Linked DNA regions of Mus musculus: region 1 is linked to region 2. A link is a contact called in ENCODE Hi-C data. All regions are on one chromosome and are shown on one strand. The core of a region is the stretch at or near the end of the contact, and the rest is flanking DNA. Distances in the headings are between cores, read along the strand shown. Region 1 has its middle 58 kb from the start of Gm43464. Region 2 holds the start of Man1a2 (mannosidase, alpha, class 1A, member 2).

The links. Hi-C counts contacts between places; a loop is a spot of excess contacts on that map.
Region 1: a map of heart shows a loop between it and region 2 (13-fold over the local background). The contact joins the enhancer-like site here to the promoter of Man1a2 in region 2. A Hi-C loop is called at or near these places in 4 of 37 maps with a recorded cell type or tissue (all heart).

The regions. Positions count from the first base shown.
Region 1 is chr3:100,746,571-100,753,823 of GRCm38, reverse strand. No RefSeq gene overlaps it. Among named protein-coding and RNA genes, the nearest start is that of Gm43464, 58 kb to the right of the region's middle. Within about 2 kb of position 5,688, at least 1 of the 3 ENCODE cell types and tissues checked has a DNase peak (open chromatin) inside an H3K27ac peak, as active enhancers do; it is heart, where a contact is called at or near this core.
Region 2 is chr3:100,682,458-100,689,735 of GRCm38, reverse strand. Man1a2 (mannosidase, alpha, class 1A, member 2) reads left to right here and starts at 4,263. Exons shown (of 13, transcript NM_010763.2): 1 at 4,263-5,175. The coding sequence starts at 4,874.

The sequences.
Region 1 (7,253 bases), core at 4,439-6,938, 63 kb before region 2:
GGATAGCATTGGAAATGTCATTGAGGAAAATACGTAATAAATAAATAAAAAAAAGAAAAAAAACAAAATTATTTATAAATATATATTTTCTTTTTCTTTTTTCTTTTTCTTTCTTTTCTTTTCTTTTCTTTTTTTTTTTTTTTTTTTTTTCTTTTTTTTTTTTTTCCGAGACAGGGTTTCTCTGTATAGTCCTGGCTGTCCTGGAACTCACTTTGTAGACCAAGCTGGCCTCGAACTCAGAAATCTGCCTGCCTCTGCCTCCAGAGTGCTGGGATTAAAGGTGTGCGCCACCACACCAGGCTCTATATTTTCTATTGATATAAATGTTGTATATAAATGTTATGCTATACTTTCAATCTAGCTTATTCAACAGTGATTGCTTTTGGGAATAAGGTGTTGTTACTTGTTATTCTGTGCTGGATAGTTTTGTATCAACTTGATACAAGCTGAAATCATCAGAGAGGAGGGAGCCCCAACTGTGAAAATGACTCTGTAACATCCCACTGTAGGCAAACATGTAGGCATTTTTTTTTTAAATTAGTGATTGATAATAAAGGACCCAGTCTATCGTGGGTGTTGCAGTCCCTGGGCTGGTGGTCCTGGGTTCTGTTAAAAAAAAAAAAAAAAAAAAAAAAAAAAACCAGGCTGAGCAAGTCATGATGAGCAAGCTAGTAGCAGAATCCACGGCCTCTCCATCAGTTTCTGCCTCCACATTTCTGCTCTGCTTGAGTTCCAGTCCTGACTTCCTTAAGTTATGGACTACAATGTGGAAATGTAAGCTAAATAAACGCTTTTCCCTCCAGCTTGCTTTTGGTCATGGTGTTTCATCACAATAATAGAAGCCCTAGCTAAGACATATTCCTTCCTATGCATTATTAATGATAGTACATGATGTTCTAAAGTTTGTTTCCATAACATTTCCCCCAAGTCCCCATATGAGCTCTCAGAGGATCTTCCCAGGCTCTAAACTTTGACCCCAAGGACACTTCCCATAGCTGTGCAGGCTGTGCCTTGAACTTCTCCAGACTTCTCGGGAGGAACCCTCACAACTGACTCCCTATCATGGGTCAGATTCCAGACCAGTCACTGCCCTGGCCTGAAACTCAGGCAAGTTCTCCACAGTTATTAGATATGTCTGTGAAGCCAGCAGACATATTCATGTTGCCCCAACTTCTACATATTGCACATGCCAATATTGATCATGCGTTGACTGTGGACAGGCAGTTCTCAGTTGCCCACACACATGGCAGTGAGCACTGGCACTCAGCATTCAAAACAGCAGATGATCATGAAAGATGGCTTGGGATAGCTGTCCTTGGAATCTAGTTGGTGGTTCCTGTTAATATAGATTTCTTCCTCCACAGACTTACTTGAATGAAAATTGGCTTGTAGTCTGTGTTTCCTATCTACTGAATATAGTAAGACTGGCACATGCTAGGGAGACTCCATCCAGGGCTAAAACAATGGGAGAAGGAAGATTTGTTCTTAATGATCTGTTTGATGGGGGCTGAGGTAATTACATTTGGAAACATACTTAGGTTGGTTTCTCTTGGCTTGTTTGTTTGTTTTTTAGATTTAAGTATTTTATTTATACTGTAACTGTCTTCAGACACACCAGAAGAGGGCATCAGACCCCATTACAGATGGTTGTGAGCCACCATGTTGTTGCTGGGAATTGAACTCAGGACCTCTAGAAGAGTAGTCAGTGTGCTTAACCACTGAGCCATCTCTACAGCCCTCTCTTTCTGTTTTAACACTCACTTTTCTGCAAAACCCAAAACTCAGACTAAAGCTATTTTACACTGTATTCTTATCTGTAAAATAGTGTGTGTATGTGTGTGTGTGTGAGAGAGAGACAGAGACAGAGACAGAGACACAGAGAGACTTATACAAGGTACCCAATGAGGGGATACGTGTGAATGTACCTCTTCGGTACCTGCAGAGGTCAGAGGCTTCAGATCTCCTGGAGTTAGAGTTAGCCACTGTTGAGCTGGAATCTTAACTCCCAGCCCTCTGCAAGTGCTTGCTTTTAACTGCTGAGCCATCGCTCTAGCTCTGGTCTATCTCATTTTATTGCCGAGCTGAGGATTGAGCCCAAGGTTCTGCCCATGCCAGGGAAGCACTTTACAGCTGTGTCATCAGCCCTGAGAATGGGGTTCTTCAATATTAGAATCCTGTAGTCGATCAGTCCTCGAGACTGGGTACCTCAGAAATCAGAGCAGTCTCAGAGTGGCAGTCTCACCTGGGGAAGGCTGATAGCCTGGTAGTTTATTCAGCCCACAAAGCTGAATAGCTAGGCAGTGCCAGTCTGGTGCCAAAAACCTGAAAGGTTGCTGGAAAGCTGCTTGTCCTCAGTGCATGGAGGAAGCTGAAAATGCTGGCTCTGACATCAGCGGAGGAAACTGCAGCAGCCAACAGGGTAAATCCACTCTGGAGCTGGGGGGAAAGCTGAGTGGGCTAGAGGCAACAGTCTCCCTTCTGCCAGGCTCTTTTTATCTGGGCTGTGATCAGTCAGTGCTGCCCACAATCAGTGTGGCTCTTCCCACATCAATTAATGAAATCAGGACAATTCTTCCAGTGAGGCTCCATACTCAGGGGACTCTCATTTGTAGCAAATTGACGTTAAAAGCAACCACCCCAAGTCATCTCTTGTCTACTTGACATACAAACATTTCACTTTCAAAACCATAACATTCAGACATACACACTTGTACATAAATGAATAAATACATCTTTTTAAAGAACCTTAAAAACCATAACCTTGTCCTCTAAGTTTCATGTTTATTTCATAGTATAACCAGTTTCAAAGATCCCCCAAATCTTTAAAAATCCCAATGCTTTAAAAACCTCAGTGCTCTTAACTGTGATCTCCTATGGACATCAAAACCAAGTACCATACTTAACTTCAACAGGCCAGGTGCGATGCCTATTCTTGATTGTCACTCTGTGTCTAGAATGAAAGCCCAATAATGGCAGGCACCCCTGTGAGGAATTTTGTTGTTGCTCCTTAATATAAAGTTGGAAGACCTACTTCTAATCTGAATCTTTGAGTTAGGAAGAATTTGACACAGATCTTGAGGCAGGGGAAGGACCCACTCTTTTAATCTGGGTCACACCCTCTGCTGGGAACTCATATAAGGACAATGGAGAAGGCAGTTTTGTTCTTTGCCTGCTTTCCCTCACCTTGCTAGCACATCTATTCCTTCACTGACATTGGAGCCTATGTCTTTGGGATTCTAGCATATACTAAAGAGCAGCTGAGACATATAGCCTCATGGATTGAGCAGCCTGGATTTTCTTAGCTATTCATGGTCAGCCATTGTTAGATTAGCTGGACCACAGTCTGTAAGTCATTCTAACAAATTTCATTCATTCATTCATATATATATATATATATATATATATATATATATATGTATACACACACACACACACACACACACACACACACACATATATATATATCAATCACCAGGGCATAGAAGAAATCACACGTAAGCAAAAACAAAGTCCACAGTGTATAAAGCTCAGTGTCGAGGGTTGGTCACAGTGGCATATGCTTTTAATCTTAGCACTGGGGAGGCAGAGGCAGGTGGATCTATCTCTATGAGTTTGAGGCCCGTCTAGTCTACGTAGTGAGTTCCAGGACAGCCAGGGTTATATAGTGAGACTTTGTCAGGAAACAACCCAAAATACCTCAGTGTTCAATGTCTGAGACTTATTCATGATCCTCTGGGACCAAAAGAGATTGAGAAGTCCCACCTTGGTGGCTCTGCCATCCTTGTCACCTACAGCATGTCTTGTAGGCTCAAACCCTCACCACAGCTGTCCTTGGCAGATACCGCATGGTTGTGGCATCTCTAATATCCTGCAGGCCTCCCTGCAGCTGAGGTTGCACTTCCTTCCACCAATGGCCGCACCTGGCCTGCCTTCAGGGTCTCTACCCCAGAACAGAGCATGAACCTTCAGCTGCTCTCATGACTCCTTCGAGAATTTAAAACCAGTTCCATGTGGGAGATGCTTGCACATCTGCCACGTTCTTGCAATATACCTACAACCTTGACTGCCAGGTTCTGAGTGCTGGCCTTGGGGAAACACAGCTCAGATTTTTGCCTCAGTGATACTGGGCTTTTAATCACAGCTGATGTTTCAGCCCCAGCTAATCAGCAATATATCTCACTTTCAAGACTGCTAACTGAAAACACATCACATGGTAGAGTCTTTGAGGTAATTCTCAAATGTCACAAGGCAGGCCTCCATCACGTGTGTTTCTCTCAATCACCTTCCAAGGTCCCACAGAACAGCTCCAAGCACCCCCCAACAGCAAGGTCATGTTTATGACAGCAACATCACAGCATCACTCTCTGGAACCTTGAACATTTGCAGAGCAACAGTTCTCATAAGAGAAGAGGTAGTTCACATTTCCATGAGCGAGCTTCTCCCTGTGACCCCCCTCCTTTCAGAAGTGTAGCATAGATTGTTAGATTCGAGAGCATTGACTTTTGTTCTTTCTGTTTTCCAACCGTCTCTACTGCCCATACCTAGAGGTCTGCAGCTTGCTTGCGACCCGGAGTTCACAGCTGGGGAGGATAGGAAACATTCAGACATGGAAGTCAAATGGCAGCCTGTGGCGCTCGAGATAGGTTTGCCAGGATGGAAACGTCAATTTGAGCAGATGTCTTTTCTGTTTCGATCATATAATTTTGGTTGTCAGAGTGTAGGAGGTTTAGCAAGAGCTTTAAATCCAATAGAGAAGGAATCAGGAACATAAGAAAGACACTTAATAATTCATCAAGAAATAAATGCGTCTCCATCCTTTACGGCAAAGATACTTTAAAAATCAGTGCTGACAGCTCCGGTTGCTAACAGCGACGCCATGCCAGAGTTGTTTTGTAAGCAGATGAGTTGGCTAAAACCAGCTTATTGCCTCATACTTCAGCGAAGGAACAGTTGAATCAGTTGGCTGGCTTCAATGTTGGGACCTGCCACTTCTTAGCAATGTGACCATTTACCTATAAAACAGAGCATCTAAAAGTGCCACCTAATAAGCTAAGTAGGATGTGGATAAGGAATATACAAATGATTTAGCTAGGGCCTAGCACATAGCAGGTGTTCAATAAAAATTAGTCTTTCATTCTGCTTAAGTACTTTAAAAGTTTACCGTCTCTAAAACTTAGTTTAAATTTCTATTTCTTTGGGAGTGGGTTGCAGAGAACTTGTGGAGATCAGAGGATGGCTTGGGTAAGTCAATTCTTTATTTCCACCACATGGGTCCCTGTGGTAGCTTGGCAGCAAGTGCCTTTACTCAGTGAGCTGTCTCATTGACTGACCCACACTTTCCCTTCTTAACTAGGCTAATCCTCTTAGAATACCTTTCAACAAATTCTGTCTTCACAGACTAAGCAAATTTTAATCAATGCCCAGTGAAATCATCCTAAACTCCATGTTTTGGGGTGCCTCGATAAAAGACTTATTAACCTTCTGTTAATAATATTCCTCTCCATCTTGACAGATAGTTGCAAATGGATGTGGCTTAATAAAAATGTAAAAGTTGTCATACCCAAGCGGGACCTTTATCTGAGGTGTGATGACAGCTAAGAAGTGGCCTGCAAAAATAGCTCTGTCCTCACTTCGCACTCCTTGTTCTAGGGGCGCCTTCATGTCGTCCTGACAGACAGGCCTGCCCCCTGCAGACCCAGGATCCTAGTCTGCTGCACACATCCCCAACATAACTGCCAGCTGAGTTCTAATTGCAGAATCTTCATTACCAGGGATGATTGAAACTATAAAAAGAAGCCAGCTGAATTTTTCCACATCCTGCTGGGTGAGCACAGGCCAGCTCTCAGGTCCCTGCCCTCCTTCTACCAGCAAATGTGTGTGTGCGTGTGTGTGCGTGTGTGTGTGTGTGTGTGTGTGTGTGTGTGTGTGTTTCTGACTTCAATAGGAACCACTAAGCAATTGATAAATACTGTCTCTTTTCTCCTTGAAACCTTCCTCTTCAGGAGGTAATCTGAAAACGTAGACAAGTACCTCGGGCCTTCCTGGAAGCTAGAGACAAGAGGTTAATTTTTAACCCCATGGATCCCCAGAGTCACCTAGAACTAAGTGGTAGTAGAGAAAGAGAGTAGATCTTTCCTCTGCCTCCCAGGCCTTTGTGACTGCTATTAAAAGCCATCTGTAAATGAGCCTTTTCTGTTCGTCATTCCGGTGAGCGAGCCGTTAAAGCTCCCGCTGAGCTGGAGCAGAAGGTTCCGAGTTAATTGCAATAAAGGAGGTTTCCAGACGGCAAAGGACACCAAGCAATTTCAAGTGTAGCTGGAAGACAAAGCCACTCAGGACTGCTCCTGGTTCTGCAGCTAATAACTTTTTAAGAATCAAGTCAGGTTGAGGTTGCATAGGCTGTAATCTCAGCACTCAGGAGGCTGAGGCAGGAGTGTGAGGCAGAGGCCGGGCTGGGCTACACGGTGAGCCCTAGGTAGAAAGAAGGATGAAAGGAGTGATATATGCTAGTTTTACTTAAAACACAGGCAAAACTTTTTTCTTTATTATTTTAAATTTTGAAATGTTGAGGGGCAAGCATCTTTAAAGCCAGAAAGAAAAGAAAGAGAAAATATCTGGAATAATCTGCATCAGTAAAGTTAGGGAAGCCAGCTCCAGAGGCCGCGTTACAAATAACTGAGGAGAGGCTCTCAGGGGACAGAGACACACACTGTTGCTTTACAGGTACTATATTTTTGCCTCCAGCTTTTTCCCCCCTTGGGCTAGAAATAAAAAGTGCTTGCTGAACAGGTCCTGGCCTTGATCACAACACTGCAGCAGGGGGGGGGGGGGGGAAGGTTTTGTTTTCTTATTTGGAAAATGTGATGGGATAGTAACCCTGCACTAGGCTGCTGGGGGGGGGGCGGGGGGGCGGGGGGGGGGACACAGCAGCCAATCAGCATGCTCTGCAATGCCTGGCACTGGGATACAAGTGATCCATAAATGTAATCGTTTCTAGTTGATGAGAAAATCGTGGAGGCTGAGGGAAGGAAAGACCCACACTGTCCCTGCTAGATGGAAGTCAGGTCTGAAGCAAAAGGAGAGGTGAAAAGGAGTCTCTACTATTCTCTAGGAGAAAGGGCTGTACATAAAGTGACGCACAGGCTGGATAAGAAGGGCACACAGGGAAGAGCCCCTGGAGATTCAAGCAGGGACTACTATATACCCCCAACCCCAAGCTCAGCCTCTTCTGTATCAACACCCACACCAGACTG
Region 2 (7,278 bases), core at 3,014-5,513:
ACCACATAAAACCAGCCAGTACACTCAGCCATGAGCCTTTATAGAAATCAATATGAGCTGCAGCATTCCAAGGTATAGAGAGGCACAATATAAACATTATCGTTCCAAAAAGGAAGGATAGCAAGACATCAAGAAACCCAGAAGGGCTAAGACCAAATCTTAACCGCTCCATTTCCAGCATCCATGGTAAGCTCTGGTGAGATCAGAATCTCTGAGGGGCTTTGTGGCCCCATCCTCAGATTCTGCCTACGGCCTGCAGAGTCTCTTAGCACAATGGTTCTCAGCCTGTGCATTGTGACCCACGGGGGGGGGGGGGGTGTCATGTGTCAGATATCCTGCATTCCAGAAATTTACATTATGATTCATAACAGAAGCAATATTACAGTTGTGAAGTAGCAATAGAAGTAATTTTATGGTTGGGGGTCACTGCAACATGAGGAACTATAGTAAAGGGTTGTAGCATTAGGAATGCTAAAAACCACTATCCTAGCAGATTCTCATTCCATATTGCAAGTACCCATGACTTCTTAGGGTCTTCCATGAGCTTTGGACATTGCCTTGTGGGGTCTGCTTGCAGAAACAGAAACTTTGGCTCTGATGTCTACTGTACATCAGTACATTCAGGCTTTGACTTCTCAGTGCAAACAAATGCTTGGGTTTTGTGTGCTTGCAGAACCAGCATTACAAGGTAGGAATCAAGGTCTGTTGAGTGTGTGAACTATATCTGAGCCTGCCTGGGCCAAGGTCGCCGAGTGCCTTGCTGGATAGTGACACGGACATGAATTCCTATGCAATTTTTTGGGCACCCTAACTCGCTGGCAGATCTGAGCACTCAAGTCGGGGCATGTGCTGACTTCCAAGTCCAGTGCTTTCATCTTGACTTCTCTCCAGGCAGCCTAACCGAGATGCATAGACTAAGATCAGGGAAAGGATAGTTAGCCAGAGGAAGGTTAGGCATGTCTGCATTTATACATCACCTAAGTGGGAAACTTGTGATTTCCCATTGAGCTAATGAGTTTTTTTTTTTTAACTATTATTTTGTGTGTGGATGTTTGCCTGCATATGTGTGTTATATATACACACACACATATATTCTTCTACACAACTGCAAGGTCACTGGTAGATTTATCCCCCAGTAGTAGTTCAACAAATTCATCTTCTATAAGGAAGCAAGCAAGCTGTACATCCTTAGGCCCAGAGTATCTACCTAGGCTTATTTGGGCTTGCTAACTTTCATGCAACTAACCTAAAAATTTCATAGCTTCGAACTACAAATTATCCCTGATCTTCGAGGAAAATGCTTTCTAGATGCAAATAGGAGTGGAAGGAGCAAGGCGGGAGCCTAGTTATTTCTCTAGGCATTCACTCTCGGAACACCTGGTAACTTCTCAGCTGACATCTTTCTTGGAAACCTTGGAAACCAGTTGAAATGCTGAAGGAACAGGTTCTGTAAGTAAATAAGAACCCAGCTTGTCTTTTTGCATTACCCCCTGCTTCTCCCCATCCCTGAGTTTTGCTTAAAATCGGGCTAGGTGATGATACTTCATCTAGGAAGCCTGGATCAAGGTCAAAACTGTTTTGTTTTGTTCTGTAAACAACGAAGAGTCAATATGAAGTTAATACACACGAGGAGCTCTGATATTGCAGTGCTTGAGTGGATCCCGGGAATGGTCCTATCAGTTTGAAACCTGGAAGGATACATTTTATTTTGTTAACATTTAATAATTCTGATCTCGTAAAATATGAATTAACTTAAATAGATTTGTAAAAGGGAAATTACTGTTTTATCTGCCACTTTGGAACCTTGTCTACATCTTTGATCAAAGCCTAACTAAGCTTTGAAAATGAAATATTCTCTTTAGGCATCTGAAATGAAATTCCTCTTTGTTGAATACTTACCCCCTACCCCCACCCCAGTTCACCTTCTCTGCTTTCTGTGGATTGCCCTCACATGGAGGGATCAGTCTGTGTTCAACCTGGTCTGACTGGATCCACCTCCTGAAATTTGACCTTCACTTTCTCAAGTACCATTCTTTATAAATTTTTAATTTAATTAATTATAAATGCAATGCAAACAGAACACATGGGGAAAATTATATATAATACCAATGTCTTAAGAGTTATAATCTTTTCTAAATATTTCCCTTTACTGTATTTATATGCATATTCTTATATACTTGTAACCATAATGAATACATTTGCAGCTTGTTTTTTAAAAAACATTCTTTTAACACCTTCTTTTTAGAAGTGAAAGAAAATGGAAAGGGGAGTCAGGGGAAGAAGACAGAGGGAGAGTTGGAGAGGTAGAGAGGGGAGGAGGCAAAAGGGGGAGGGAGCAAGAATTGGTAATGGTTTGGAGGCTAGTGTAGGAGTGTGACAAAATAGTTGGCTGTATTTGAGTATCTACAAAAATCTGTAAAATTAACACTTTAATCTCTCAGAGAAAAATAGGCAAGGACAAGAAAGAGGACAAGGCATACAGAAGACTCTTCATCAGCTATAAGTCTGGAACTTCCAATGTCACATTTGTAGAATGTTTGGTTTTGGTAAATTTTTCTTGCAGCTAACTGTAGTGTTAGCTAGGTAATAATAACTTCTCAAGGTTTATACAACTTGCTGTCTCGTTCAGAGGTTGGTGTTTTATTTCCATCTTCTCGTGGAAATGAGTGACCTCAACCGTCGGAGCACAGTGTTCCTTTTGGTTGGGCTCTCAACATTAGAGATCTATGAGACAGTCACACTGTATGAACTCCGCAGTTTCTAACATCCATTCACGTGTCTCACTCAAATCTCATTCACTTTGGATCCAGCGGTGGCCCTTGGGAACACGTTTACATCTTGTGCTGGCTTTATTTTGTAAACCAATGACTTCTTTTGTCCTGTGGTAGGAAGGTAGGGTTTGCAGAGCTTCTAGAAATGCCTAGTGGAATGTAGTTCTGAATCCTGCCAAGGGACATGAAGTTTTCCTTGATTTCTAAGGCTGACTTCCCACCCCTGCCATTTATGGGCCTCCTCTCCAATTGCCAGCTACCAGTTAGGATGTGTGCAAGGAACAGAAGGTAAATTTAAGAAAAAAAAAAAAAGCTAAATGCAAACTAGATGCAAGAATACATATGCATTGCTAAGAAGCCTATATTATACTTTATCACAACCTGGTTCTTCTCAATATTACAGATAACAGAATTGACTCAGATTGTTTCAAGCCTCAACTTCAACAATATTGTCCTTTTGGGTTTTAACACCTGCTCATTCATTCATCTTTGTTATCTTTGCGGGGGGAATGGTAGTGGTGGTGGTGAAGATGACTATAGAGTGTATATATAGTCTTGGGACTGAACCACCAGGAATCTCCTGTCTGACCTAGGTCGTCCGATTCCTCAGAAAGGAACCCAGTAGAAAGCGCAGGGCTGCCATTTTAACACGAATCCGGCACGTGGCCGGTGCCACCTCCTTCTTCAACCAGCCTCGCGTGCCCAAGAACGCGTGGAAGTTTGAGACCTTGATGTTGAACCCCGGCCCCGAGTCACTGATAACTGAGGGAGGCATCAGCCTTGGCCCCCGTAACCCGTCAGTCCCAGGAACCCCACATTCCAGCGCCACTTTCGCGATCCAAGCGCCTGGTCCTCCTCGTCCGGCCGCCGGGGCTTCCGGGGGCTCCGGGCTCTCGGCAGCGGCCAGGCCCGAGCGGCCCGGCGGGCGGGGGAGGGGCGCGGCGGCCGGGAGCGTGCGCGCGCACCTCACACTCCGCCGCCCGGGGACGCCCACTCGCGAGTCGGGGCGGCTAGCCGGGCCCGCGCCCCCCACGGCCGAGCCGCTCGGCCCAACCGGTGTCGGCCGCGCAGCCGCTCTGTTCTCCTCCGGCCTCCACAGGCCAGGGACCAGCCCAGGGCCGCGGACCCGCGCCGCAGTCAGCGCGAGCGTGCGAGCCACCCGAGGCCGGGCCCTGCCGGAGCCGCCCTGCGGCCGCGGGAGGCGCGGCTGCTCGCTCGCGCGCGACCGGCCGCCCTCCCTCCCGCCCGCCTCTCCCAGGCGGTGCGAGGAATGAGCCGGCGCCGGCCCCGGGCTGTCGGTCTGAGGGCCGCGGCCCGGCTACCTCGCACGCCGCCACCGAGGCGCAGGGGCTCGGCCGCCGCGGCTGGGCTCGGCCGAGAAGCGGGCGGCGGGGCTAGCTGAGGAGGAGGAGGAGGAGGAGGAGGAGGAGGAAGAGAAGAAGGAGGAGGAGCCGGGTGGGGGCGGCCGCTCGGCTGAGGAGGAAGTTCCGCTCCTGACAGAGCGCGCGGCGGCGCGGGCGCTGTAGTGTTCGGGACGCCGTCGCCCTCGCGGCCTCGGCTGAGGGTCGTCGCTGCTACGCCCGGCGCCGCTGCTTGGAAGCCGCGGAGGCTGCGGAGCGGTGGAGCGGAGGAGGCTCCGGAGGGGACCGAGTGGAACCGACCTACTGCAACTCGTCGTCTTCGCCGGGCGCCTCCCGGGGCGGGCAGCCGCCTCTGAGCATCGCGCCGGGGCGCGGGCATGGCAGAACCCACCTTGCAGCTTCTCTGCGGTGTGGCTCGCCCGATCCACTCTCGGGAATGAAGAGGAGACTCGCGATCATCCGGTGAGGCACCGAGAGCCAAATGGCGAGAAGATCTGACGGGACAGAAACCAACGATCGCTTGGGAGGTCACCCGGGCTTCTGGATGTAATCGGAGAGCGTGAAAGAGGTGGCCTCGTAAATAATAATAATAATAAAAAAGCACAACAATCCTTTGAGAGGAGGGAAATTGAGTTTATTCTTTTTTTTTTTTTGGCCGAGGTTTTGAGAAACGGTTCGATGTGTTGTACGTTTGATATAAGATGAGAACTTTATAAAGTATTCCGTCCAAGAGCCTAAACGATGACTACCCCAGCGCTGCTGCCCCTCTCTGGTCGTAGGATACCACCTTTGAACCTGGGGCCGCCCTCCTTCCCACATCACAGGGCTACCTTGAGACTCTCCGAGAAGTTTATCCTTCTCCTCATCCTTAGTGCCTTCATCACCCTGTGTTTTGGGGCATTCTTCTTCCTTCCAGACTCTTCAAAACACAAACGCTTTGATCTGGGCTTAGAAGATGTGTTAATTCCTCACGTAGATGCCGGCAAAGGAGCTAAAAACCCCGGCGTCTTCCTGATCCATGGACCCGACGAACACAGACACAGGTTCGTTTGTTACTTAAATTATGGTACTTCCTTTTGGGAGAGCAAGGTACAGTTCACTGCTTTCTTGTCTCTCCCCCCTCCCCCTCCTGCCCCTGTGAATGATCAGGGTGTTGAACGTTGTTGGTTCAGAGCTGCCTGGGTAGAACCATACATAGACTGGAAGGACTCCTAGGGTTCCTTGGTTTTTCCCGGCAGAACGAAGTGTTCAGTCAGACTCTTCTGCTGTGGACAGCAGGGAGCGGAGATACAGGGAGTCAGCATGCGCGTATTGAGAACGTGTTTCTGCCTTTCTGCCACCATGTGAAGTCACTGAATCTTGACAGCTTGCTAGACTTTGCTCAGCCACCAAGTCCCAATCTCTGGCTTGTGCTCTGATTTTTTTTTTTTTTTTTAAATGTTAAAAGGTGGGGTGTGTATATCCCTAACCATAATTTGGCCAGTTATTCTGAATTGAGCCCTTGGCAGGGTATAATCAAGATGAAATGAAATGGAAGCTCTGCTTCCAGCCTTTAAGTCATTTCTAGATCTTTACCTAAAAGGAGACTTTGGAGACAATTCGCTTTTTCCAAACACCTCTCTCCTCTCATAAGCTAATTCTTGAATGTGTGAAAGAGAAGTATGTATGAGACTTCACCCGAATGGTAGAACCCCTGTAGAAAATGGGTAGTGGTTTTAACCTAGTGTGAGGATTTTGAAAAAGCCTAGGTTCAAATGTGAGCCTAAGTTAAATATTTGGGACAATACACTATTGTAATGAGGGCGTTCTCACTTTGTCTGTGAAGTTAATAATTACTTGCTTGCTAGTTCATTGACTTTTGGCCTTATTGGAGTACTTCTAATAATACAGTTTCATACCATTTTTCTATACTTTGGGATATTTGATATTTTCAACTTACATACTTTAAGAGGTTTTTCTTTAAAACTTCCCTTGCTTTGTAACTGTGAAAAACCTTACTTGGTCTGGGAAATATTTGCTGAAAAAGAAACGTTGTTTTTCTGGACCTTATTTCCCATGGTATGTATATATGATGCAATGAACATTTGGGAAAAAAATGTTCAGAGCTTTTTGACAGCAGTGATGTATTAATGTCATTTAGCTATTATGATCTGCTGTCGTGTACTGATAAGTGGCTTCCTTTATATTTTATATGGGTAGAAGTTTGCAAATTTTTACTTTAAAATTGATATTAAGAGAGTTAAGAAAAGTTCTCAACTAGTTGAAGTTAAAATACATTCAAATGAAAGTGTGTTTATGTTCATTGTACTGCACAAATTCAAAAGAATCGTTTAAGTCTCATAAGTAACAGTTCTTAAACTTTATAGCCCAGGAATATACATATATTAGAGCCCAGGAATATGTGTGTATTTATTGTTACTCAGAACCCCTGGTTCCTGAGTTTGGCAGTGGGAACAGAGTTGTAATGGCCAAGGGGTGGTTATTGAGCTGCATTTTCAGCTTGGGATAGGAAGAGTCAGGGTGACGGAAAGGACACTGTGCTGTTGGATTTGCTTGCCTACCAGCTCAGAGAATCAACTCCTGTGTGGGGAGTTGAAGCAGTGAAGGAGGCAGTGCTAACGCTGGCTGTGGCAGGAACAGTTTGTGCTGCTCTTTGTTTACACTTTGTTGTTGCTTCCTCTCACCTGAAAACAGTCTGCTTGGAATAATTTTACTTTGAGCAAGGAATACGTTTAAAATGACAGAAACTAATGTGCAAATATGATCTTGATTAAAAGTAATTCAGAAAGATAGTCTTATAGAATTATTTGTAACTAAGATCATACTTATTTTGTGTGTAGTATCTTAGAAGGTAAAAATTGTGTTATGTGTGTGTGTGTTGTGTGCATGCTAGGGACAGGGTTGGGGAGCCTTGCAAATGGAGGGCATTAATTCTTGTTACTAGTGTTTAAGAGATACTCGTTGGGATAATGTTTCTTTCTGAATGCATAGTTAGTGTAGTACCTTGGTGTTTTAGTTCAGTTGTTAGTCATTTTACACTGACTAAAATTTGTGAGTTTTTTGTTTTGTTTTGTTTTTTGAGCCAGTTTTTAATCAGCTCAAATTGTTTCCTCTGTATGACAGCGACATCTACTTTATGGGCTGTA